Regions from separate parts of the Mus musculus genome. Here region 1 is linked to region 2. A link is a loop called in an ENCODE intact Hi-C map of the cell type or tissue named here. Cell type or tissue: gastrocnemius. All regions are shown on one strand. Links, peaks and the distances in the headings refer to the core of each region. The heading gives the core; the rest is flanking DNA.

The links. Hi-C counts contacts between places; a loop is a spot of excess contacts. Peaks named below come from ENCODE experiments on the same cell type or tissue, not always from the same donor. Only the 100,000 strongest peaks of a DNase experiment are listed, where the experiment ranks them.
Region 1: a loop joins it to region 2, with 8 times the contacts of the local background. A loop is called at or near these places in 18 of 42 quality-filtered maps.

Annotation. Positions count from the first base shown.
Region 1 is chr7:73,802,861-73,815,399 of GRCm38, forward strand. It overlaps Gm10619 (predicted gene 10619), which reads right to left. Exons shown (of 4, transcript NR_077222.1): 2 at 8,651-8,714; 3 at 7,507-7,610; 4 at 5,362-7,322. Among named protein-coding and RNA genes, the nearest start is that of Gm10619, 7.4 kb to the right of the region's middle. In gastrocnemius, for the core only: a CTCF peak has its summit at 6,624 (motif pointing left); a DNase peak (open chromatin) is centred at 6,586.
Region 2 is chr7:73,651,817-73,664,355 of GRCm38, forward strand. No RefSeq gene overlaps it. Among named protein-coding and RNA genes, the nearest start is that of Gm26176, 12 kb to the left of the region's middle. In gastrocnemius, for the core only: CTCF peaks have their summits at 2,559 (motif pointing right) and 4,144 (motif pointing right); DNase peaks (open chromatin) are centred at 2,577, 2,804, 4,168 and 5,622.

The DNA.
Region 1 (12,539 bases), core at 2,382-10,381, 150 kb after region 2:
GGCGGCATCATTCTCTTGGCTTGGGTCCTAGCATCTGAGCCCCAGCTTCCATTGCTCTCTGCTCCCTGACTGGCTGGCAAGGACTTTCTACTGTGATGGACTTTACCCTCAAACTCTGAGTCAAAAGAAACCTGTTCTCCTGTGTCTTTTGTTAGGCTATTTTATCACAGCAACAGAAACAAACAAAACTAGCACCTAGTCCCAACTCATCAGACTGCAACACAGCTCTACACCCAACACTTGGGCATCCTCATGGAAGAGGGGACAGACAGAAAAGACTGTAAGGGCCAGAAGATCATGGAGTTTGCTGTGAGGTTGTGTCTCCTACAAGTGTTAAAGAAGCTACACTCACCAACATAGCTGCCTAAACAAGACCAAAGCAAAGATAATACCAACAGATATAATGGCCTCAACCCTGGACTAAGAGCTACAGGCAACTAACGAATGACGAGATTGGGAGAAATAATATTCCCAGAGGGAAGGGACCCCAGTTGGTATCCAACAATACCAAGTGGTCAGGCCTGAAATCATATACATACAATAACATTATGCAGACTGAGAAGGTTGAATTTATATTATAGGAATGCATATACATATATATATAATTAAAATATTGAATCTGGAGATGTTGATATGTTGACTTTGTATCTGACCATATTCTTATTCCTAATTCTTTCTCCCACTTCTCCACTTCTCTCTCACATCATCCTACCTCTTTTTTCTTCCTTTATTTTTCCTTCCTTCCTCCTTTCCTTCCTTCCTTCCTTCCTTCCTTCCTTCCTTCCTTCCTTCCTTCCTTCCTTCTTCTTGAGACAGAGTCTTTATAGCCTAGGCTGCCTCCTGCCTCTGCCATCTGAGTTCTGTGATTACAGATGTGAGCCTCCATGCTCAGTTTATAATCCCTTATTAATCCTGCTTGCCAGGCAACTTGTAGCATCTCAGTGCATAGACATAGTCTACAGATATCTAAGACTTCCTTTTTCTCTTATAGAACTTCAAGTCAAGTTACATGGTCCTGTTTGGTTGTTGGGTTGAATATGGAAATTCCACGCTTTAGAGGAATATATATATTCAAGTTACGATTGAGTTTAAGACGTTTGCACAGTGCCACTTTGCGGTGTTGGGTGGCTAGGAGAACCTGCATTTCAGGAACATTTCCCTGCCTTTCTGAGCTCGCTGAGCACATGGTAGCTGAGTACAGTCAGTCCATAGTGGTCTTACTGCATGGTGCTTGAGCAGAAGGCTCAATTGGAATCACATGAAGAAAGTTGTTGTAAGAGTTGGGGGCAGAGAAAAGCACAGTAGGTAGGGCTTGTATTTCTGGAACCTTGATAGGAAACCACTAGAACTGAACTCTTGTGCAATTTTTCCAAGTCCTTGTCACAGGGCCTTTCATCTAGTGGGTATTTTCCTCCCTCCTGCAGGCATCAACTCGAGACATTTAAAGGGATGAAAAAAAAAAAACCATGGGGGACGGTTTTGTGCAAACATCTCAAGCAGTCAAAAGCAATTACCTTTAAAGCAAAGCATGGGGATCCTGTGAATCGACTTGCTCAGCTCAGGGGTACTCTGAGCATCTTCAGGACCCAGTGTCAGCTGCCACAGTTCCTCCTCATTATTTTGGCCTTCTTTGCTTTTGTTCTATAACAGACTGAATTGCTGAAAATAGGAAGCCAAGGCAGCCCTTATGTTGGACCACTGATGCACAACAGAGGCAGAAAATAGGACCATGAGCTGACTTCCTCCCCTTGAGATCTCCATTTGAGAAATCTGAAGAACTTTCTAGTCACTGTTCAGTCCATTAGGCTGGATGTCTCAGCTGGTCTTTAGTAGAGGCCAGAATGCCAAAGAAGTACGCTCTAATGCTAGTCTAATGGCAGCGAATTGACTTATCAGTGAGAGCAAGAGCAAATAGGAAAAGACAAAAGCTTCCCTGTCCTTTAGATAGGCTACCCTAGAAGTCGTGGCCTAGATTAAAGGTGGATCTTCACATCTCAAAAGGTCTGGATTAAAAGTGGGTCTTCACACTTCCATTTAATTAAGGAAAAAAAAAACCCTCTCACAGGTGTACTCAGTCACTTGGGTTTTAGTTAATTCCAGATGTAGTCAAGTTGACAACCAAAAATAGCCATCACTCCCCCCCCCCCAAATCAAGTATTCCTGTCTGCTGCTCCTGTGGAGGAACTGAGTTTAGCCCTCTATTGGATGTAGGATTGGTGAAGACCTTTTCCCAGTCTGCTGGTTGCTGTTTTGTCCTATTGACAGTGTCCTTTGCCTTTCTCAATTTTATGAGACAAGAACTCAAGAAGTTACTCTAGAGAATCATATAACCCTATTAAAAATGGAGTACAGAGCTAAACAAAGAATGTTCAACTGAGGAATATCAAATGGCAGGGAATCACCTAAAGAAATGTTCAACATCTTTAGTCATCAAGGAAATGCAAATCAAAACAACCCTGAGATTCCACCACACATCAGTCAAAATGGCTAAGATCAAAAACTTAGGTGACAGCAGATGCTGGCGAGGATGTGGAGAAAGAAGAACACTCCATTGCTGGTGGGATCGCAAGCTTGTACAACCAGTCTGGAAATCAATCTGGCGGTTTCTCCGAAAATTGGACATAGTACTACCTGAGGACCCAGCTCTACCATTCCTAGGCATAAACCCAAAAGATTCTTCAACATATAGATAGCAAGGACACATGCTTCACCATGTTCATAGCAGCCTTATGTATAACAGCCAGAAGCTGGAAAGAACCCACATGTCCTTCAACAGAGGAATGGATACAGAAAATGTGATATATTTACCCAATGGAATACTACTCGGCTATTAAAAATGATGAATTCATGAAATTCTTAGGCAAATGGATGGAGCTAGAAAATACCATCCTGAGTGAGGTAACCCAATCACAAAAGAACACACATGGTATGCACTCAATGATAAGTGGATATTAGTCCAAAAGCTCTGAATACCCAAGATACAAGTCACAGACCACATGAAGCTCAAAATGAAGGAAGACTAAAGTGTGGGTGCTTCGGTGCTTCTTAGAAAGGGGAACAAAATACTCACGGGAGCAAATATGGAGACAAAGTATAGAGCAGAGACTGAAGGAAAGGCCATCCAGAGACTGTCCCACCTGGGGATTCATCCTGTGTACAGTCACCAAAAAAACCCGATACTACTGTGGATGACAAGAAATGCTTGCTGAAAGAATCCTGATATGGCTGTCTCCTGAGAGACTCTGCCAGAGCCTGACAAATATGGAGGGGGATGCTTGCAGCCAACCATTGGACTGAGCATTGGGGGTCCCCAATGGAGGAGTTAGAGAAAGGACTGAGGAGCTGAAGGGATTTGCAACCCCATAGGAAAAACAACAATATCAACCAACCAGACCCCCCCATAGCTCCCAAGGACTAAGCCACTAACTATGAAGTACACATGGCTCCAGCTTCATATGTAGCAGAGGATGGCCTTGTCAGGCATCAATGGAAGGAGAGGTCCTTGGTCCTATGAAAGCTCAATGCCCCAGTGTAGGGGAAACGAGGGTGGGAAGGTGGGAGTGAGTAGGTGGGTGGAGGAACATCCTCATAGAAGCAGCGGGAGGGGGAATGGGAAGGGGGTTTCTGTGAGTTGGGATAACATTTGAAATGTAAATAAAGAAAATATCCAATAATAATAATAATAATAATAATAATAATAATAGAGGTTTCTGGTGCCTCAAGAACTGTGTTCAGAGGGCAAATGAACAAGTATTTCAGCAAAGTCAGGATTAAAAACTTTCTTTGAGCAGCATGTTGTAAATGGGATGGTGAAATAATCCATTATTTGGAAATATGACACAGAAATATGAAAATATACCTTTTGGGGAGTATAAGTTTCGACAATTAAAAATATACCACGAAAGCAGTTGTTTCTTTTTATTTTTGAAGACAGAGTCTTGCTGTGCAGCCTCAAGTGGTCTGGAACTTCCCTGAGGACTGACCAGCAGGCCAGGGACATGCTGTGACACTCTATTCTATGGGAGCATTTGCTCCCATACCTGGTCTGATCTAAGTTTGAAGTGGATGCAATTCAGTTTCAATCAACAATATCCACCATGTGCCTCATGAGTACGAAGAATCTACATTAAAAATTTTTTTTAATCAAAACCTTCCAAACCTAGTATAAGAGCGCAAAAAGGACTATGCTCCTTCTGCTAGCCTGAATCATTCTGAGAACAGCCGCAGCTAGATGTTCCCCTAGCTTACATCTCTTTAAAAAAACCCAAAAAACCAAACCTCTGAAAAGTAGTTTCCTGTGTCCTTCAAAAAATACAGATTTCCAAAATGTCACCCCAGTAAACAACCACTGACATGCGGTATGTGACAGCTTACTACAAGTCGGGTTGTTTGCCCCTTCAAGTGTTTCTAACTGGCAACAGTGAAGCCATGCCATTCTGGTTCCCCTTGTTTCAGATTTGACTTTCCCTGTGCTCCAGTTCATTGACATCAACTGGCAATCCTAAAATACGAAATGAGGAATTTATGAACAAGTTTATTATGTGCAGTTCTGAGTAGTCTAATGAAATTTTGTGTTGCCCTCCATGTCTTCTAGGCTGTCAATCACCACTTTGACCCTCCTACTAGTAGTCCCTTAGAGCTGTGTCCTGTTCTTCAGGTCCACAGTCATTATAATAAGCTATTATGGCGGCTTATTGCTTGAGTTCAGGTAACTATCATGTAAATGATAGCCTGGAGGTCTCAGACCAACGATACTGACATTGTTACAATCATTGTTAATCTCTTATTGTGCCTAATTCCAAGCTAGAGTTTATTGTATGTATAAGAAATACACAGTTAAACTTAGGTGTGATGTATTCCCATTTTCAGGCATCACTGGGAATCTTGGAACATGTTTGAGCAGATATGGGGAGCCTATCCCACCAGCACACAAGGGACTCACGTCTCTGTGTCTTTTCTAAGTCATAAGCAGATATGAATGGCTATCAAACTCACATTTACCCACGGTAGACATTCTTCTGTGATAACAGACAGGGGCTGTGTACCTTGTCTTGTTGGTAAAGTGGAGATTTCCTACTACATTGGTAGAGGGCTCGGAATTGATTGCATTTAGCACATTTCAAAGCATGTCTAACTATTGACACTCAATATAAGCAACCTGACTTGATGGTATTTCCAAAAGACTCTTTTTGGGCTATGATGCTAAATCCTGGTTTCCAGTGTATAATATCTGCCAAGATGGCCCTGATTAAATTTAACCAAGAAATGGCATTTATCAAAACTTTAAAAATTCAAGATTACAAAAGTGTGAAACATAACTATGTCAAAAGTGTATGATTTAAACCACAAAGGCTTCAGACTGGACGGCACCTCTCCTTTATTCTCTCCCCAAATTACTTTCTATCCAGGTCTAATATAATAAGCTTTAGTTCATCAACAAAGATTAGTTTTTATGGCCATGAGAAATTTATAATTTTATAAGTGACCTTTAACAGATTATTTTTTTTCTTTTGGCTGAAGACTGTTACTCAACAGTGTTTCTAGAAGCCAGGCATAAGAGGTATGGTGAGAAGAACATCTAGAAAAGAAATCTGGAGGTTGTGGTTGGGGTCTGCCACAAGGGAACACATGCCAGTATGGCTTGGTGTATTTAGGCTTCTAACCATCCCAGCTGCATCCTACAAACATTTAAGGAAGTGATGAACAGGGGCAATTGAGATAATTTGCATGATCCCAGCCCCAAGGGCGGGAATAAGGTTAGTGTTTTCTAGATGAATCCTATGTATCACTTAACAAGTGCTACTTATGAGTTAGAGGTTGACGAATATTTCTTTTTCTAGAATAGTAGGTCCAGTGGAAAGTATCCTTTCCAACTCTAAAAATAGAGTGCTCCATGAGGTGTGGTATAAAAACTCACACAAGTTTGGTTAGATTTGGTTTGATAAGCCCTTAGTGAAATATCAGGGCTAACCTGAAGATCACCATATGGTCACCATATGGTGACCAGATTCTCCAAGCAGGTATCATGGCCCCAAACACATACAGAAGGAATAAATACAGTTGGCTCCACATTTGGAATATTGTGAGAAGCTAATCTCTTCTCTTAAACAAGCCTCTCCTCTTAGTTACGCAGCAGCAGGATGGAAGTACTCATTTAAGACGTGTGGAGAATATTCCAGAACCTGTCTGACCTGCCTTCAAGTCACCTGAAGGCCTAAACCAGTTACATGAATGCTAGGTGAGCCTACTGACCCAGGGTTAGGGATTTAACGGGAAAAGACCTCACTTCTAGGTGCCAGTGATACACCTTGGCTTTTTGGCGTGGGTGGATCAAATTAAGACACAGAGCAACATGTGAAGATGTGCTCTGTGAAAGGAACTCCAGAGTGAACTGGGGTGTGAGAATGGGTGATACTCTGTACAGGGTGTGGTGCAGGGAGAAAGCAGCTCCTGGCCCAGCCACACAGGGGTGCATCTTGGATATGCTCTGGCAGTGGTTGTGGAGTACTCCCTGGTTTTTCCCTCAGGGAGTGCCAACCTATCTTTTTAATGAAAGGAGACCAGGTAGAGTCTGTGGACCAGGGCCTGACCAGTGCTAAACAGTGCCACCATGTGGCAGAGATAAAGGCCCAACATGGGGAGCCGGTGAGGGTCCAACTCTCTACTGGACATTTATAACTCAGTCCTCACCAAGAGGAGCCCAACCAAAGCGAGGATTGTTTGAATCAAGCTCCTGGCAGTCAAACTTTGTGGTCAAATGAGGGACTTCTCAAGGACTCTCCCTGGAGAAGGTGTGTTCAGCACAAAGCCAGAGCTGTGCCCAAGATGCATCTTTGTGCATCCTGAAAAGTGGGTGCTTGCTTGTAGGGCCAGAATTGACCTGGGGCCAAAGTCCATTTAGAGTTAGCCTACAAGTAAGTTTGACTGTTTTCAGTTGAAAGCACAAGGAAGGGGTAAGTTTGCCAACTGAACACAACATGGGATGTAACTCTTTGGAAGGACTTAATTCACCTCCTACTTTGGGCTCACACCCAGTGAAAAGGGTCTCTGAGGAGACCTCAAGCCAGAAGTAAAATGTGTGTGTAGCATTACCACTTCTGGAAGTTTCTACCCACCCTGGGCCAAGACACACATTCCTGGCTGGATTCACACTGTTTCCATGTCTTCTTTGTCCGCCTTCCTCTTCCTTTGATGGGGAGGACATGTTCAGGTGGATGGGGAGGAAGGGAGAAGAGGCCTACCTGAGCCTTGGGTGAGTTAGGTTAAGCAAGAGAACGGTTGCCATGGCTTATGAAGGTCTCCCAATGATATGGGTCTTGTATCTGGGATGGGAGTTGGATGAGAAGGGCAAAGAGAAAAAGCTTAGGAGATTGACACCCTCCAGGGGACCCGGGGTGAGAGCCAGCACCAACAAATGGACACCTCTGGCACCTCCCCTCACATCTTCCCCTGGTTCTCACAGGGTGGCATGTCTTACCACTTACACTGTTGGGGAGTGCTGCTTACATGAAGTTGGAGCCAACATCCATCATAAAGCAGCATGCTGTCAATTCCCTGAATATAGTTCCCAAGTACTTCAAATCCATTGAACAAAGGATTGATAGAGGTATCTGTGAAGAAATCAGTGCAAGCCAGAAGGGTGTGCTGTGTTAGGGTTTGGATCTAAAGTGTCCCTCCAAAGCCATGTGTAGGCAGTGGTGACTGACTGATGATGGGCTTTGGGTTCTGGTTCAGTGGGTTACTCCACTGTACCAGATGAGTGGGCTGATGAGAGGTGAAGGGAACTTGGATGGCAGTGTGAGTGGAAAGGCCCTTGAATGCACACCCTAGGATACTATCTACCGAGTAACTCTGCTCTACCACACACATTGTGTGCTATAATGTTCTGCCTCAACACAAGCCCACAGTGATGGGGCCAAGTGACTATGGACCAAAGCCTTGGAAACCATGAGCCAATTAAACCTCTTTTCCTTTAAGTGATTTTTCTCAGGCATTTTGTCACAGCAGTGGAAAGCTAACATAGGGCAGGACCGAGTTGAGTCAGGAGATTATTTTACTCTCCCTGTTGAGTTTGGGAATAGATACAAGTGGCTATCAGTTTATGCTGATGAGGGAAGAGAGGCACGGGCTTGGACCTGGTTTTATACCAGGAGGGAATATACCCCATACTTTAGGCTGTTGCCTTTGTGCCTGTCTTTTCCGACTGCACTGTGCATTGCTGGTACCATATATCCATTAGAAGCACCAAGCCAATGCTTAGGAGATAGAAAGGACCAAGTATGTGCCCTTGGCCCCATTCAGGATGTTGGAGCTGGGTGCACTGGACCTTGGCACTGAAGACACGGGACAAATGGTACAAGAAGAAAAAGCTGACAGGGTTTCAGATGGTGGCTCGCTCACTAGAGCTGTAGAGTCATCTGCAGCCCACCCTGTCCAAAGATCACAATTTTTAGATCCTAGAAAATTGCGACCTGCAGGGGTCTGAGCCTTTCAGAGACCAGGTCCAGGCAACATCTATGACTCCAGCATTCATCAATTATCCAGCCTATGGTGGCTTCCAGACCCTTAGTGGAACAAGGTGAATTTCCGGGAGTTGAGTCATGGCCCGTGACTTGAGGATGGCTGTCAAGTCTAAGCCACCTCTACTTACTTGGGATTTAGTACCAGGAGAGGAAAAGGAAATGCTCAGACACAGGAAGCCGATTCTCTGATGCCTAAAGAGAAGGAAGGGACGTTGAGTGTGGGCGGTGTGCAGACAGTAGATAAGCTAATCAATTCATCCTTGGCTAGGGCTTCAGCTAAATGGTGAAGAGTCATACAGAGAACCTTTCTGGGTCCTATTTTCAAATACTAGCAAGCCCCTCATTGCAATGTGGTACTCACCTCTCCCATCCCGGGAGACCTGGATGTCACCTTTGACCCTAACACCACTGCTATTCAACCAATTATAGCAAGCCCTTCTCTTCAGCCCGGCAATTTTTAAGTCAACATCTGACCTCAGCCTCCAGGCTCAACCCTTCCAGGCCTTTCCATGGGCCTGACACTCCATTCTTCCCTGGAGCCACTTAGTACCTATTAACTCCTTCCTCATAAAGTCTCCAAATAGCTTCCCATTGCCCACAGATTAAAGTCCAAACTCTGTAACTTGGTGTGAGGGCTGCATCTCTTTCCTCATGCTCTGGGCCTCCTATCTTTCTCCACAGCCACCTTCCATTCCCTGTCTGGAAGTGTCTGCAGTTGTTTCTGAGCCCTTCCTGTGCATTCTTACCTCCAGTGACTCCCTTCCTAACCTCACAAGCCCGGTCTGTTTCCTCCCTTGCAAGCTTGCCTGCCTCTGTAACCCTTCTCTCCAAAGACACTGTAAATTCCCTGTGGGCATGGATTGTGTTTTATGGGTCTAGAGCCTGCAGCTTGCCCGAGTTTGAAGGTTTCCGAGAGTCTCCTGTGACCTTCAAGCACAGACCTTGGGGTGGTGGTGATCCTAACAATCGAGGCACACTCCACACAAAGGTCACCTCTGGACTGGGAAAGACCTGGCTGATAGGACGCTCGCATAGACATGCAAAGATAGGGAAGAAGATAGTGGAGGAGTGGCCTGGCCTTTGTGTTCTGGATGGAGCTTGGGAACTTCTGTACCGAAAGATCAAGGAATACCAGAGTGAGTATCCCAGCCCCAGAGTGGCCTGAGTCACAGTCACTATATCAACTTCAGTTTTAAGGATATCTTGAATGGCCAGAGCTGAGAAGGGGGCAGGTTTATACATGACAAGTACCATACATTTAAGCAGAGTGACTGTCACAGCTAATACAGGAAAGTCCACTCTCTAGGGCAGGACAGAGAGGAAAGAAAGCAGATGTATGCATAGGCACCTGGACAGCTTAGGGAAACTGGAGGCAGAGCCCCCCAGTCCTCTCCTGTTCTCCTCACTGCAGATGGCAGCAGGTGCCTGGGCAGACCAGAACACGTACAGGCTTCCCTGTGTTAAGTGATGGCTAGTGGCTGTAATTAACTCCCACCTCTTGCTGGATCCTCAAGGCCAAGGGTGGTGGTTCTTGCCCAAAAGAGTTTTCTGGGTGGAAAAGAATGTCATCTATGATCCGAAAGGTGGGTCCTCTGCATGTCTGAGAAGGAAGAGCAAAGGCTATACCAGGATCTGCTTGGTCTGTGGTGCCAGTCAGCCCTCGTCAGAGAAAAGCGCTAGCTCTAAACAGGAACAGAGAGGGTGACTTTCCCTTCGTCCTCCACACACTGACTTTTCCCTGCCTATCCACTCTCTTCCCACCAGAACTGCTGTGAGTACCCTGTGCTCAGACCCCAGTCTCCTTCTAATTTCTGTCAATGGGAAGAGATGGATGGGGAGGATAGGGACTGAGAGGGAAAGAAGGCAGCCATGGAGAGAGAGGATGCAGCCCGTGCCTTCTGTGAGGCTTTGCTGGGGGACCAAGAATCCCCTGCGAGCCAGAGCATCCATTCCACAGGCCTTGAAGTAGAGAGGGCTCTTGGGTCATTCATTTCTGGTTTGGAACTTTCTCCGTTTCCCTTGGAGAATTAAAAGGCTGTCTGGAGTGCAGGGCTCAACAAAGCACATCGCCTGTCTCATACAGCAGTGTTGTTTATACTGTAGGGCATGAACCATTAGTGGGTTGTGAAATCAATTTAGTGGTTTACAGCCAGCGCTGGAGAAGGAGGACAAAGACTTCGGTATGACAAAGAGCTTTAAGAATGCCTCCCTAATTTCCCGACAAGCCAATTACCTATCTGTGTGTGCCCTTATATAGGTGCATATATTGGACCAAGCGCCTTCATGTAAGTCCACATGTTTTTGTTTTAAAAGACTAACTTGAAGTTACTCCTCTTTCAGAAGCCGACACTGGTGGCTCTGGGCACGTCTTTCATCTTGAGTGCCCATTCCTCTTTCTCCTATGCTTAGAATCTATTTTAATTTTTTTTCCTTAAGTTGACTTTGCTTTAAAATGGAAAAAAAAAATCCAGCCAGAGTAAGATGTTGTCCTCTGAACCCAGCTGGTTTGGGAGGAGGGAGCAGGAACAAGTGCTACGGGTGAAGTCAGGAGTGAGTGACAGGGTCTGTTTTAGTCTCATGGACCCAAATAGATGGTGGGGCCTTCCTAGAATCAGGTGACCACCTTCAATCTGGCCTGTGGACAGGACTGAGTCAGGGAGCTGCCTCAGAGTACTCTGTCTACATTCTGTGGCTCTGCTTTGCTTTGAGGGTGGGGCGAGAGTGCTGTGTGGTATCTGCTTGCATTGGAGATGTATAGGCTGGGAAAAAAAGGGAGCCCAGGGGAATCAGAGAATGGTGAAGCCAATAGTTAAGCAAATGCCTGCGGCCTCCTGGGACATACTGGTTGCCGATTTGGGGGCTGGGCTCCAGACAGCAGGTGGACTGGGAAGACTGAACAGCCCCTAGGAAATCACCTGGAGAAGCCAGAGGTTTGAGGCCTCCCAGCAGAATAAAGTTAAAGTGCCCAAGAAAAAGGCCATTACAGACAACCCAAGGGACTGGGGGTGAGGTGGGGTGGGGTGGGTGGGGACCCTCCTCCATCCCCGGAACTATTCTGTGATCAAAGCTGCGGCCTCGAAGCTATGAGCCGTTTCTGAGAAAGAGAAAACAGGGCAAGACCATGCGATGTGTTGCAGAGACGTACTACAAATCCCAAGGCTAGCGTGAAGCAGGTCAGTGAGAGCCAATGCAGTTGTGCTGTGGACTGTTGTGCACTGTTGTGCACTGGGAAGCCCTGTGGTGAGAGCAGTTGCCTGTAGGTAGGGTAGCTCACAGGCACTTCTGAGTCAGGTAGAGGTGTAACACAAAGAGGGGACAAGGTCCACTAAGGTTACTGAGTACCTTAAACACTGATTTGAATATTGCCTATCTGTCATATATTCACTTTAGCCAGAAGCCTGACTTTAGCAAAGATACAGAGTTATGTTTATAAGTTATGGGGGACACTCGGGGACGAGGGGACTTTTTCAAAGATGCATCTGGGCTTAGGGCAGCGTTTGATTACAACTGAATTGGTTTGGACTCTTCAGCAGAAGCTCCAAGTACAGAAATGCTTATCAGAGTTCCCTGTTCTTCGCTTCTTTCACAAGAAAGGCCCTTTCTCCAATTCCCTCTACCCGTGTCTCCCCCAGGACCTTCTGCTCCCTGCTCAAGGACTACAGTCTCCCTGGCATTCAATACACAAAAAGGGCAGAAAAATGAACCAGACAAAGAGAAGGTACACATGCTTGGGTGTTTTGTTCCCATGACTAAGTTGACAGTCTTGTATACTTCCGAGACTTGGGCTTTATTTAGTTCTGTCCCACTTGGGAGATACGAAGTGATCCCGAGGAAGGGGCTTCATCGCTTGGCTCACGCTGCAGCAAGAACAGCTTCGGCATTCTCATTACTCAGGTCTCTTCCCCATGAACATGGGTGGAGCGCCCGTCTCCACTGGTCAGCATTGTACCCCAAGTTGGGAAATACGAGACTGGTGGACACCTGAGCTCTTGGCCTCTAGCATGTTCTGTGTTGTCA
Region 2 (12,539 bases), core at 2,314-10,313:
AACAAAACACCCATGGAAGGAGTTATAGAGACAAAGTTTGGAGCTGAGACGAAAGGATGGACCATCTAGAGACTGCCATATCCAGGGATCCACCCCATAATCAACCTCCAAACACTGACACCATTGCATACACCAGCAAGATTTTGCTGAAAGGGCCCTGATATAACTGTCTCTTATGAGGCTATGCTGGGGCCTGGCAAACACAGAAGTGGATGCTCACAGTTAGCTATTGGTTGGAACACAGGGCCCCCAATGGAGGAGCTAGAGAAAGTACCCAAGGAGCTAGAGGGGTCTGCAACCCTATAGGTGGAACAACAATATGAACTAACCAGTACCTCCCGAGCTCATGTCTCTAGCTGCCTATGTATCAGAAGATGGCCCAGTTGGCCATCAGTGGAAAGAGAGGCCCCTCGGTCTTGCAAACTTTATATGCCTCAGTACGAGGGAATGCCAGGGCTAAGAAGTGGAAGTGGGTGGGTAGGGGAATGCGGGGGTTGGTGGTCTGGGGGACTTTTGGGATAGCATTTGAAATGTAAATGAAGAAAATACCTAGTTAAAAAATAAATTAAAAAAAAGAACCATCATTAATTTATGGTTTGAAAAAATTAAGGTTACAAGATAGTGGCACCAAGAGCCCCTGGTGGCAATGTTCTCCCTGCTGGGTTTCAGTTCTTTTGGTCTGATCTTTTGCTACCTTCCTAGTCCTCCCACTTGGAATGGGAATGTCCGTTCTGTGCTGTTTTATAGGGGAAGAATTTAATTTATTTAAAATATAATTTTCTTTTCTTTCCTTTTTTTTTTTAGATTTTAAATTTATTTTTATTATATGTAAGTACATTGTAGCTGTCTTCAGTCACCCCAGAAGAGGGAGTCAGATCTCATCATTACAGATGGTTGTGAGCCACCATGTGGTTGCTGGGATTTGAACTTCGGACCTTCGGAAGAGTAGTCGGGTGCTTTACCCACTGAGCCATCTCACCAGCCCCTCCTTTTTTTTTAAAACTAGATATGTGTGTGCTTGAATGTATGCATGAACCCATGTATGCAGGAGCTTAAGGAAGTCAGCAGGCATCAGGTTCCCTGAACTGGAGTTACAGTTCAGTTGTGAGCCATCAATCATGTCAGGGCTGGGAATTGAACCCTAGGTCTTCTGCAAAAGCAGTCAATGCTCTTAACCACTGAGCCAATTGTTTAGCTTCCCTCTCTCTTCCCCATAGTTAAGAGAGTCTCAGAAGGAACACTGGGCTCTGAAACAGTGTTGGAAGTATGGGGACGCTGTTTTGCAAGGAATCTCTAGGAGGTGGAGCCTCGCTGGAGGAAATGCTTTGATGGAGAGTAGGTCTTTACGTTCATGGCTGTTCTACTTCCTGTCCCATTTCTGCTTCCTGGTCCGCTGGGATGTGATCAAGTCCTGCCATGTGCTCTCACCACTATGGGGCCACCAGCCACCATCCCTTTCCTTTAGTGATGGTTATATCCTTTTAAACTATAAGCCAAAATAAACCCGTACTAGTCAAATTAGTAAGCGGCAGAGGAAGCTGGGAGTGGTAATGCCTGCTTGCAATCCCAGCATGCAGGAGGCTAAGGCACGGCTGGGAGAATAGCTTGGCCTATGTGTAGGAAGGCTGCAGCTCGGCAGTAAAGCACCTTCCTGACGAATTTAAGGTCCTGAGTTTGATTCCCAGTACTACAAACAAAGGCAACAAAACCCGATGGTCCTATGCCCATGTTCTTCATCATAGTTAAACAACCAAACTTGGGATTTTCTTCGTAACACCATGGCAAGAGGCTGAGGGTGGGCTCTAGTGAACACCCCGAGGGTGAGCTCGGAAGCCGCTGGTTTTTCAGTTCAGGTCCTGACCCTGGCTGACACCTTAATTCTAGCCTTCTGAGAGAGCCTGAGGCAGGATCTAGCTAAGCTAGGCCCAGTGTGTTAGTCAGCTTTCTGTTGCTGTGACAAAAATCCTCTAGGTAAATAACTTCAGAGGATAAAAGGTCAGTTTTGGTTTGGTTTCTGGTTTCAGTCGACAGTTGCTTGACCCAGTTGCTTTGGGCCCTGGGCAGCGGAGTATATCATGGTAAGAGCATACAATGGAGGTGTGTGCTCACCTCATGACAGTCAGGAAGCAAAGACACAGGATGGCTTGGGTCCCCATATCTCCTTTAATGACATGTGCTCCTGACCTGTCTTCTTTACATGTCCCCATCTTGTTCCACCATCTCCCAACAGCCTGGCTTTTCACTTGTCTTCTTGAATGCTGTACAACCTGAGTCAAGTTCCATGCGGTAGGAACTGGTGTTTCTCACTGCCATTTGTTCCTGCTCCTCTCTTTTTCTTGGGAACACCAAGGGGTTATGTCCCAATTCCTTGCGTGTGGATGTTAATTGTTGGGCTCTGAGCAGAAATTCGACTGGTCCCTTAAGGCTGAGGCGAGAATGAGCTGTGGGCTTTCTCACTTTATCTAAACCTGTCCCTGGAAGGGGAGGGTGATGGGGCTGACACAGTTGGAGAAGGTAACAGAGTTGCAGTGTGGAGAGAACTTGGCTCTCTATATAACTGACCACTAGAGGGAGTCCTCCCCACTTACTGGACAAGGCTGCGGAAAGGCAACCCTGTTGTCACTTGTTAAACTGTGAGATTTTTTTTTTCCTTTTAGTAGCAATTCTCTATTCTGACAAACTTGATATCCAACCCCTCTGAATCGTGGCTATTTTTGGCTGCTTGGTCAGTTAAACGGATTAACTTGGTGTATAGTGCTGGTGTGCGGTCCAGGGATGCCAGCTGCTGTCTGTGAGCTCCGGAGAGGATGCAGATTTTTGCCAGCAATGTCAGGACTCACATTCTCACAGCATCACCAGAAGGTGCCAGCGTGCCGACCACCTGATTGGGCCAGCCTCTGTCCTAAGGATACTTGATGTGGCGTATCAAGACCAGTGATGAGACCACTCTTGAGACCAGTGATGAGTGCAGTGTTAGTCCCAGTGAGGATCGTAGCAGCTGAGGCCATGACGAGTTACAGACACAGCAAAGGGCAGACTATAGACTCCCAGTGCTTCAGCCTCAAGACAAGCTCCATGAGTTTTTGGAAAAAGTGACAGAGAAAAAAATTATGTCTCTCTACAACGTCCATCTACTTTCTTTCTCTCTGGGGAAGCGTTGCTTTTCCTCTTCAGCTTTCTCTCCACGACAGAAGGATCTGCCTGCATAAATTAATCTTTCGGCTTATGCTTGGCTCCAGATGTGGAAGGACGGTCTTCCTTCTTTCTCTGTTCCAGGGTCCCATGTGTGTGTTTTGTTTGAATCCTGTGGGCTCTGTGTGAAGCTGTGCAGAGGGAAATTGGTTTGGGAACCCAGCCCATGTCCCAGTCTTTCCCAGCTCCCCTCAGCACTGGGTCTCTTGAGGCCACAGGGACACTTTAAAGCTCTTACCATTTCAAAGACAGTACAAACTGTGGTGGGATTATAACTCTGAAAGTGGCCTTTTCCCTTTTTCCCGTGGAGTGTTCCAGAAGCACCTTCCATTTCTTTATTTCTTTGTGGAGCAGAGGAAGATTTTGTTTGCAATCCCACAAGAATCAGAAAAGTTTCAACTTTTGGGTGTTTTTATTCAAATCCAGATACATCGGGGCTGGAGAAATCCATCTGCCTCTAGCCTTATTTTTTTTTCCAATTTCTATGGCTTCTTTGGGAATTTTACATTATGCACCCTGATCAAATTCATTCCTCAGAATTTCCATGTCCTTCCCTGCACCATTGTGGCCTCCCCCAACCCCCAAAATAAGATAAAAATTGGACCCATGTCCAATTTGAGTCATTTGACCACTGGAGCATGGTCAAACTCTCCACGGCCTGCCACTTAAATAGAACCGAGTCTTCCTGTTTCCGCAGAAGACGTCGCTTGTGGGGAGCTACACTTGAGCATCCTATCACACCTTTTAAGAGTTCTCTTTCTGTTTAGGTTCACACTCTTTTTTGAGATCGGATTAGGAGGTGTTTAGCCTCCTCAGCATCCTGGCTTAGTCTTCCAAGTGCCCAGATTACACACTCAGTTTAGAGGGTGAAATATGTTCAACAATGTAACTTTTTTTGGTTGTTATTTAAAAACAATGTGATTAGACAGAAACAGCCCTATCTTTGGGGTTTCGGAAACTGACAGAAGATGGCGCCAGAGAGCCGATGTGGAGATGGATGGGGTCCTGAGCTGAGAAAGTCCCTGAAAACAAGTGGCCCAGGAGCATCTTAGCATCCTGGTATGTCTCTCTCTCTCTCTCTCTCTCTCTCTCTCTCTCTCTCTCTCTCTCTCTCTCTCTCTCTCTCTCTGTGTGTGTGTGTATAAAAGCCATCATTGCCCAGGACCATCTTAGCATCCTGGTGTGTGTGTATATGTGTGTGTGTGTGTGTGTGTGTGTGTGTGTGTGTAAAAGCCATCATTGCCCATTCTCCCAGGCTCACTGTATCACAAGACTTGGAATAAGCTTCCCACAGACTTTGCCATCCTCAGAATAGCACCTATGCTGGGCACGGGCTGCACACCCATCAGTGTGCACTTGCTGGTTGAGATAGGGAGATCCTGAGTTGAAGGTCATTGTAGGAAGCCAACTCTAAGATGGCGCCGGTTTCCGGTGTGCCATTGTCATAAACAACATCAGCGCAGGTGTAAGCCCTGCCAACCCCTCCCGAGCGGGTACATGCTAATTAGGTGACAGCGGTTCAACCTATCCCAGGAGGACACGAAGCCTTTCCCTGTGCTGGGGTGTATATAAGCAGACCTCCCTGCTTGCCCGGGGTCCCCGTAGCAGCATCGAGATGTTCCTGCAATAAGGGCTGTTGAGAAGAATCCGGCCGTGTTGTGTCTTCCTTGATGGCCGAGGTGGGCGCAACAGGTCATCATGGACTACATTTCAAGTGTGAGGCCAGACTAGGTCCATGCGTGCCTATCTTAAAAAACAAAACCAACCAACCAACCAACCAAAGAATAAGAAAGAAAGTTGGTGGCACGAAGTCCACCATCTTGAAGATGCTTTTTGTTTTGGTTTTATTTTCCATTGTGAAGGATGGTGTCTGGTGTTAAAGTGTCCAACCACTGAACTACACGTCCATTCCATCATATAGTATCGAGCTATTATTTTTGCAGATAGTCTCCTGTATCCCAGGCTGGCCTCACACTGACTGTAAAGGTCAAGCTGATCTTGAAACCCTGGCCCTCCTGTCAACACTGGAGGATCTGTGGAGGAAATGAGATATCCCAGCCTCCATTGTGAGTCTTGCCCTTTACAGTTTGAGTGGAGAAAGCAGCTTTGTTTTAGGGTGGGAGAAACAGAGTCTCATGTGATCCTGGCTGACCTTAAACTCCCGATCCTCCAATCTTTCCTTCTAAAGTGGAGTGATTACCGCCTTGAACCGCCTCACTCAACTTTATCATCGTCATCATCGTCATCGTCATCATCATCATCGTCATCATTGTCATCATCATCATCATCATCAATAGACTGAAACAAGGTCACGGAGGAGCCAGGAAGCTTGGGAGGAGAGAGAGGCCAAGGCTGGAACCCAGACCTTTTCCTTCCAAAGGGCCTGCTACCTTTCAGGATGATTGGGCTTGGCTCGTGACCAGGTTTCCGTTTACCGAGCAGGAACAGCTCCTAAAGGAAGAGATGGTATCTCCACTGGGTAGTAATGAGCAGCAAAAACATCCCTGCTCGCTGGAGGCTCCGGCTGGGAAAGCTCAGCTCACTGGGAGTGGAAAGGAGGGAGGGAATGCTGGGAAGGAGGAGAGCAGAGAGGCCAGGGATCATGTGGCACCTTGAGCTGCCCGGGGAGGGAATGCTGGGAAGCTCTTCCTGGGGGAAGAGTGACTCACTTGTTCAGAGAGACTGAAGGACCACTTTGCTTCTGAGTCTTATGCTTCAGATCAATTGCAGGGAGACTGAGGGGAAGGGGCCACATGCGCCTACAGGCACGCAGCAAATTCAATCACTGACCGAGACCGGCAGACCAGGCTGGCTGTTTGCTGATCTGAGCCCAGACGTGAAACAGCTCAAGCTGGGAGAGGGAGGACCTAGGTAAGGTTGGCCTGGAGGAGGTGATACAGGAGTTAGGTCCTGAGGGATGAGTAAGAATTGTCTAGATGAATTAGGAAACAAGGGGCAGGGGTGGGCCAATGCTGTGGACGATGCTGAGACTCTCCCAATGTTATATATAACCTAGCATAAGAATTCCTAGGTTAGTCCTAGAAGTATTTAGTTGAAATTCAAGTGAAGCATGAATGAGGTTGCATTGGTCCTACATATCTTATAAGCTTTGTCAGAGAGTTTGGGTTTTACTTTGAAATCAACAGGGGATCTGCTGAAGGGTTTGAAACAGGGTGGCCAACACCTTGGCGTCTGGCTTTTCAACTGGAAAAAGAGAGGTAAGGTGAGAGCCTGTAGATAAGTGGCTCTCCCTCCAGACCAGGCTGGCTGTATTCCAGGCAGAAATGGGGGTCAGAGCTAAAACTGTGGATTAGGAAGGACCAGAAAGTGCTGTCTCCACAGCACAGCCCCAGAGGCATCATTCATGGACTCTGGTGTGAAGGATACTTCCTTAACATTGCTCACCACGCATCCAAATAATACTCTTTAACGTCTCATCGAGGAGAGATGAAGGGAATGAACGACGGTGATTTAATTCAGTCAAAGAGAACTGCTAGTACTGCATAGAGGACTCAGCCCATGAAGTACTTGCCTTGAAAGTACTGGGAAGAGGGCTCAGTCAATGGGTTACTTGCCTTGCTAGCAGGAACACTCGTGTTTGGTCCCCCTGACCCACATGAAAAAGCTCAGTATGGTGGCATGTTCATCACATGTGCTTGTAATCTCAGTGCTGAAGAGGCAGAGAGGAGTGGGTGGACCTTTGGGGTTCACTGGCCAGCAAGTCACGCTTACTTGTCAAGTTCCAGACCAGTGAAAAACCTTTTCTCAAAAATGTAAGGTACAAGCTAGGGAAGATGTCTCAGTCAACAAAGTGTCTATTGCACAAGAATGAGGGCCTGAGTTTGGACAGCCCCACCCATTTAGAAGCCAGGCATACTGGTGCATGTCCGAAACTCTAGTGGTCAATGGCGAGTTGCAGGTTCAGTGAGAGACATTGTCTCAAATATTAACTGGCTGGGTTAGGAGTCACTGGTACCATTCATCTAACCAGAGAACACAGGAAAGGATAGCTCTGTGAGGCCTTGGATGGGAGAAATGGGGAAGTTAGAAGAGGTGGAGAGTGGTTTGGGTTTTGGCACAAATTCTCTAGAGCAGGAATTCTCTGCTGTTTGCCCACCCCAGAGCACCCATTTCTTTGTGGTCTCTCATAGCCACCCTGGGGACTGGTCTAGGCCTAAGGCAACTAAGGTCAGGGTTAGATGAGAGGCTCTGAGGTCTGGAACGAGAACAGTGAATGTCACAAAGAAGCCCACAGGACACCCTGTGTTGTTTCCCTGGCCATGTCAAACAATGCACAATGAGCAATGTTAACTTTTTTGTGTGTTTGTTTTGTTTTTCAAGACAGAGTTTCTCTGTATAGCCCTGGCTGTCCTGGAACTCACTTTGTAGACCAGGCTGGCCTTGAACTCAGAAATCTGCCTGCCTCTGCCTCCCGAGTGCTGGGATTAAAGGCGTGTGCCACCACACCCGGCAAATATTTATTTATTTATTATATGTAAGTACACTGTAGTGTGTCTTCAGACACTCCAGAAGAGAGCATCAGATTTTGTTATGGATGGTTGTGAGCCATCATGTGGTTGCTGGGATTTGAACTCAGGACCTTTGAAAGAGCAGTCGGCGCTCTTAACCACTAAGCCAGCTCACCAGCCCATTAACTTTTTTTGGAGGGGAGGTGTCACACTTCTTCAGTATAACCACATGAAAGGAAAGCCTCCCAAACACCTGGGCCTTACAAGTGAATTCATGCCAAAAGCAGTCGGCTTCCTTTGTTATGTAGCTTGAGGTCCAGAGAAATGGGGATGAACTACCGGATGCCTGCCTGCCAAAGGACCCCTTTCTGAATATGGAGAGACAGCCTGTCTGGTTTCCAAGTAGGGAGGTGGAGCCGGCACTTTCCCCAGGGTCTATGCTCATCTTCCTTGCAGGAAACATTAAAGAGCATCCATAAAAGACATACTGCAAATTTTGTAGGCTGTAAAACTCACAGATGAATTTTCCCATCCTGTTTTATGAGCATAGGTTTTAAAGCCTTCACCGTGCCAGGCAGGCCACCCCTCTGGTGTGCGTGAACTTCCTCTCCAGGTTAGGAGTTGTATTGTGAACTCAGCTGGAAGATCTCCGACGACACGGGGTGACTTAACATCTGGAACTCCTAAAGGACATTGTTTCCCTCCTGTCGTGTAGATAGCAGATGGGAGATGTCCCCGCTTCTCCTGTAAGTAGCATGATCTATGTGGAAGCTGAGTGAGGATCCCAAGCAGGCAGGCGCTATCATGGCCCCCAACAGGATCTAAAGACCTCAAGAGTCAAGAGAGATAAAATGAAGGTGTTTAAACCGAAGGTTCAAGCACACATTCTGCATCCTTCATCATTTGGAATTGTAAAGGTGCCAACATCCAAAACTTTGAGCCATGAATGACATGGTTTATATGTGGAAAATCCCACACAACCTTGTTTGATGAGTTGTGGAAAATGCAGGCAGATTAATAATATGGCATGAAGTCACCTTCAGATGATGTGAATACAAGGTGTATATAAAATGTAAATGAATTTTTCGTGTTTAGATTTGGGTCTCATTCCCAAGAATTACACTATGTGTATGCAAGCCTCCCCATCCCATATATCTCAAAACCCCTCAAATTTGTCCTTCTGATCCCAAGTATTTGGAGGAGAGAGATTCAACTCATGTCTCTAGGAGTCTCCAGTCAGAGGAGGGGAGGGTAAACAATCCGTAGGTGCTGAGGTGGAACGCAGTAGAACACCCGCCTCGCACGTGTGAGATACTGGGTTTAGCCTTCAGCCTGCAAAACAGAAGCCAATGCAAAGCAAACCCAAACTACCCAAGTTACCAGTCCCAAGAGCAAAATCTAGATGTCAGACCTGGACAAAGCCTTTGAGGTCATTTAATCCGGTTTATTAAATCTACACTTTGGTCACCAAGGTCAAGATCATGTTAGAGGTTTTATCATGTGATCTCCAAAGTCCTCTGATGTTTTAAAATAATTTTCTTCCATTCTTGCCCTCCTCCTCCTACTCCTCTTCCTCTTCTTCCTACCACTCCTCCTATGCCTTCCTCATTGTTGAGCCAAAGCCAGCTTCAAACTCAGGGTGATCCTCCTGCCTCTGCCTCTTGAGTGCTGAAATTATAGACATGAGTTGCCATGCTCGGATAAAAATAGTTCTTTAATTTAAAAAAGCAAAGTTAATTTTTAAAAGTAGGACAGTTAAATGAGTCCCATTTATTGTTGCCTAATAATAGCTCAAAAGTTTTCTCCCGCCCTAAATTAGGAAACCTCATTAAGGAACAGGCTTTTTTGTTCCCAAGAATCCACAGAGCACTGCCCGCTCACTCCCTGCTTCTGAGGACAGCTGTGCAGTCCCAGGTTCAGACAGTGGTTTCTGGGCCTTCTCTGGCTCTGGGAGGGATTTGAGTCTCTATAAGATGCTCTTTATGCAGCTTCCTAACTCAATCAGAGGTCCCTTCGGCCTTCCTGGAAGGGAGAGGCTTCTGCGTGCATTCCTTATTACTTATGGTGGTGACTGAGCCTATCCTGGCAAGGGCAGCTTTGCAGAAGTATGGTGGATAGGGTAGGGCATTGAAATAGTTCATTGTGTAAGGGTGTTTGCTGCCAAGCCTGACAACCTGAGCTCAATTCCTGGGACTCATATGGTGGAAGAAAAATCAACTCCTGCAAGTTATCCTCTGATACACACACACACACACACACACACACACACACACACACACACTCACTCTCATATACACACATACTCATACACACATACTTATGCACACACACACACTCATACACACACACTCATGTGCACGCACACACTCACAGTAGAGAAACAAATGCTAGTAGAAGTAATTTTAATGAAACATCATCTACTAGCTGAGATAGTGTCACATGGCAGTAATTTCAGGTGGACATGAAAGTCAGATGTTCAAGGCCATCCTCTGCTATACAGTAAGTTTAAGGCTAGCCTGTGCTAAATGAGGCAGTTCAACAGTCAATCAACCAACAGAAAACAACAAAACAGATGTGAGGGTGAGCTGGCTGCAACCCTTGTCAGCTCATTGGTCACCAGGCTGGTTAGGCCATGTCCCCTTCCTCTTCCACTGCACCCGGTGTCCTATCTGAAGTAGTATGCTGGGCTGAAGAGAACAACCTTTGGCGAAAGGTCAAAGCAGTTCTGAACTTGTTGTCTGTGATCTTTTGGGGGTCAAACAGCCCTTTTACAGGGGTCACCTAAGACCATTGTAAAACACAGATGTTTGCATTACGATTCATACCAGTAGCAAAATTAGTTATGAAGCACCCGTGGGAATAATTTTATGGTTGGGGTCACCACAGCATGAGGAACTGTGTTAAAGGGTAGGAAGGTTGAGAAACACTGTTGTAGAGTAGCTGTGGTCAGGCCTCACAAAACAACAGCAACAAACACCAACTATAAAAAAAGGGAAAGACAAAACAAAACAAAAACCCTAGCATTTCTTTAAAACTGTCCCTCTGAGGGAGATGCACTCTGGAAGCTCCCAAGAAAGATGTGCGCAGTCACGTTCTGCCTACCTGGCATGGCGTCAGAGTTGGGGCACTTTTCCCTTCTCGCTGAGGATATTTGCTTTGGACCAGGAGGCTGACCTTCCAGTCTGCGTGAGCGGTGTTGTTTATTATTGTTTCTTGATGGACTCAGAGCAGAAGCTGCACAATGTCTATTAGGCCTTGAGCCTGGGCTCCTTGTGTCCCCTCAGCAGAGAGACTCACTGGCAGGAGTTTTCCCAGAAAACAGGTAAGAGAGCCGGAGGAAGTAAGACAAGAGGGGGAGGTGGCCCAAAAAATCCTGTTAGGAAGCTAGCAACCGGCACAGGCAGTGGGAGGTTGACTCTATGGAAACGTGGGATGTGGTAGGGAGTGAGAGGACCCACTAAGGAATATTTACATGCCAATTGTACCTTACCTTTAGATCTGAAAGTGGAGTACCCTTACAATGGATATGAGCCACTCCAAGGCCTTTGAGATGGTGGTTTTATGTGTATCTTACCACAATTTAAAACAGTGTGGGTAAAAGGAGAGGCCAAGGCCCTGTGGTGCAGGCTTGTAAGCCCAGCTCCTTAGGAGGCTGAGGCAGGAAGGCTGCAAGTTTAAGGGGTTGCTCAGGACTACAGAGGGAGCTGCAGGCTAGCCTGGGCAAAGTAATGAAACTCTGTCTCAAAAATAGAAAGTTGGTCAGTGGTGGCATATGCCTTTAATCCCAGCAGGGAGGCAGAGTCTAGCTTGGCCTATTGAGTGAGTTTCAGGGCAGCCAGGGCTACACAGAGAAACCTTGTCTTAAAAAAAACAAACCAAAGAACAAAGCAACCAATCAAAAACAACAGAAAAAAGGTCAATGGATAAGGCTCAACAATAGATTGTTGTTTGCCTGGCAGAAATTAAATTCTATACTCCATTCCTAGTAAAACACACACATGCGCGCGCGCACACACACACACACACACACACACTCACATGGGTGGTGGTGGTACACTGTCATGCAGTCCTTCTTAGCAGACGGCTCAAGGGAAGGCAGTGGCTCCCAGTTATCTCTTCTGCTATCTCTGCTGGGTGGTGGGTCAGAGGAGAGGTTGAACCCTTATTAAACATAGGTTGCAAAAAATTATGCTTACCAACAACCCATAAAATAAAGAGCTGGACACTGAGTGCAGATTCCCAGTGCCCAAGTCAAAAGCCAGGCACATGTGCATCTGTGATCCCAGCACTGAGGAGGCACAGAGAGGAGGAATCTCGGGGCCTTGCTGGCTAGTGAGAGACCCTGTCTTAAAACATAAGGTGAGTGGCTGGGTGTGGTCTCAGCACTCACAAGGCAGAGGCAGGCAGATCTCTGTGAGGCCAGCCTGGTCTACAGAGCCAGTTCAAGGACAGCAAGGGCTATATAGAGAAACCATGCCAAAAAAAAAAAAAAAAAAGACAAAACACAAAAAACAAAAACTAAACCAAAAAAAGACAAAACAAACAACAACAAAAATAAACCCAAAATAAACACCACCTCCAACCGGCAAAACAAAAACATGAGCGTATGTATGTGTATGCACAAATATAAAAATAAAATCTGCTGATCTGTTTTTGTTGGTATATATGTGGTATCAGGATTGACACTGTGTGTATGTGTGTATGTATAAAACAATAATAGGCATCAAAGAAGAGAGGCTTTCAACTTGAGAGTTGGGTTGAGACACGGGAGGGGTTTGAGGAGGGGTAGCTGGAAGGGGCTGGAGGGAGGACATGGAACACTACGGGGAGGGATCAATTAGAAATACACTTAAAAAATGGACAGGACTTGGGGAATTA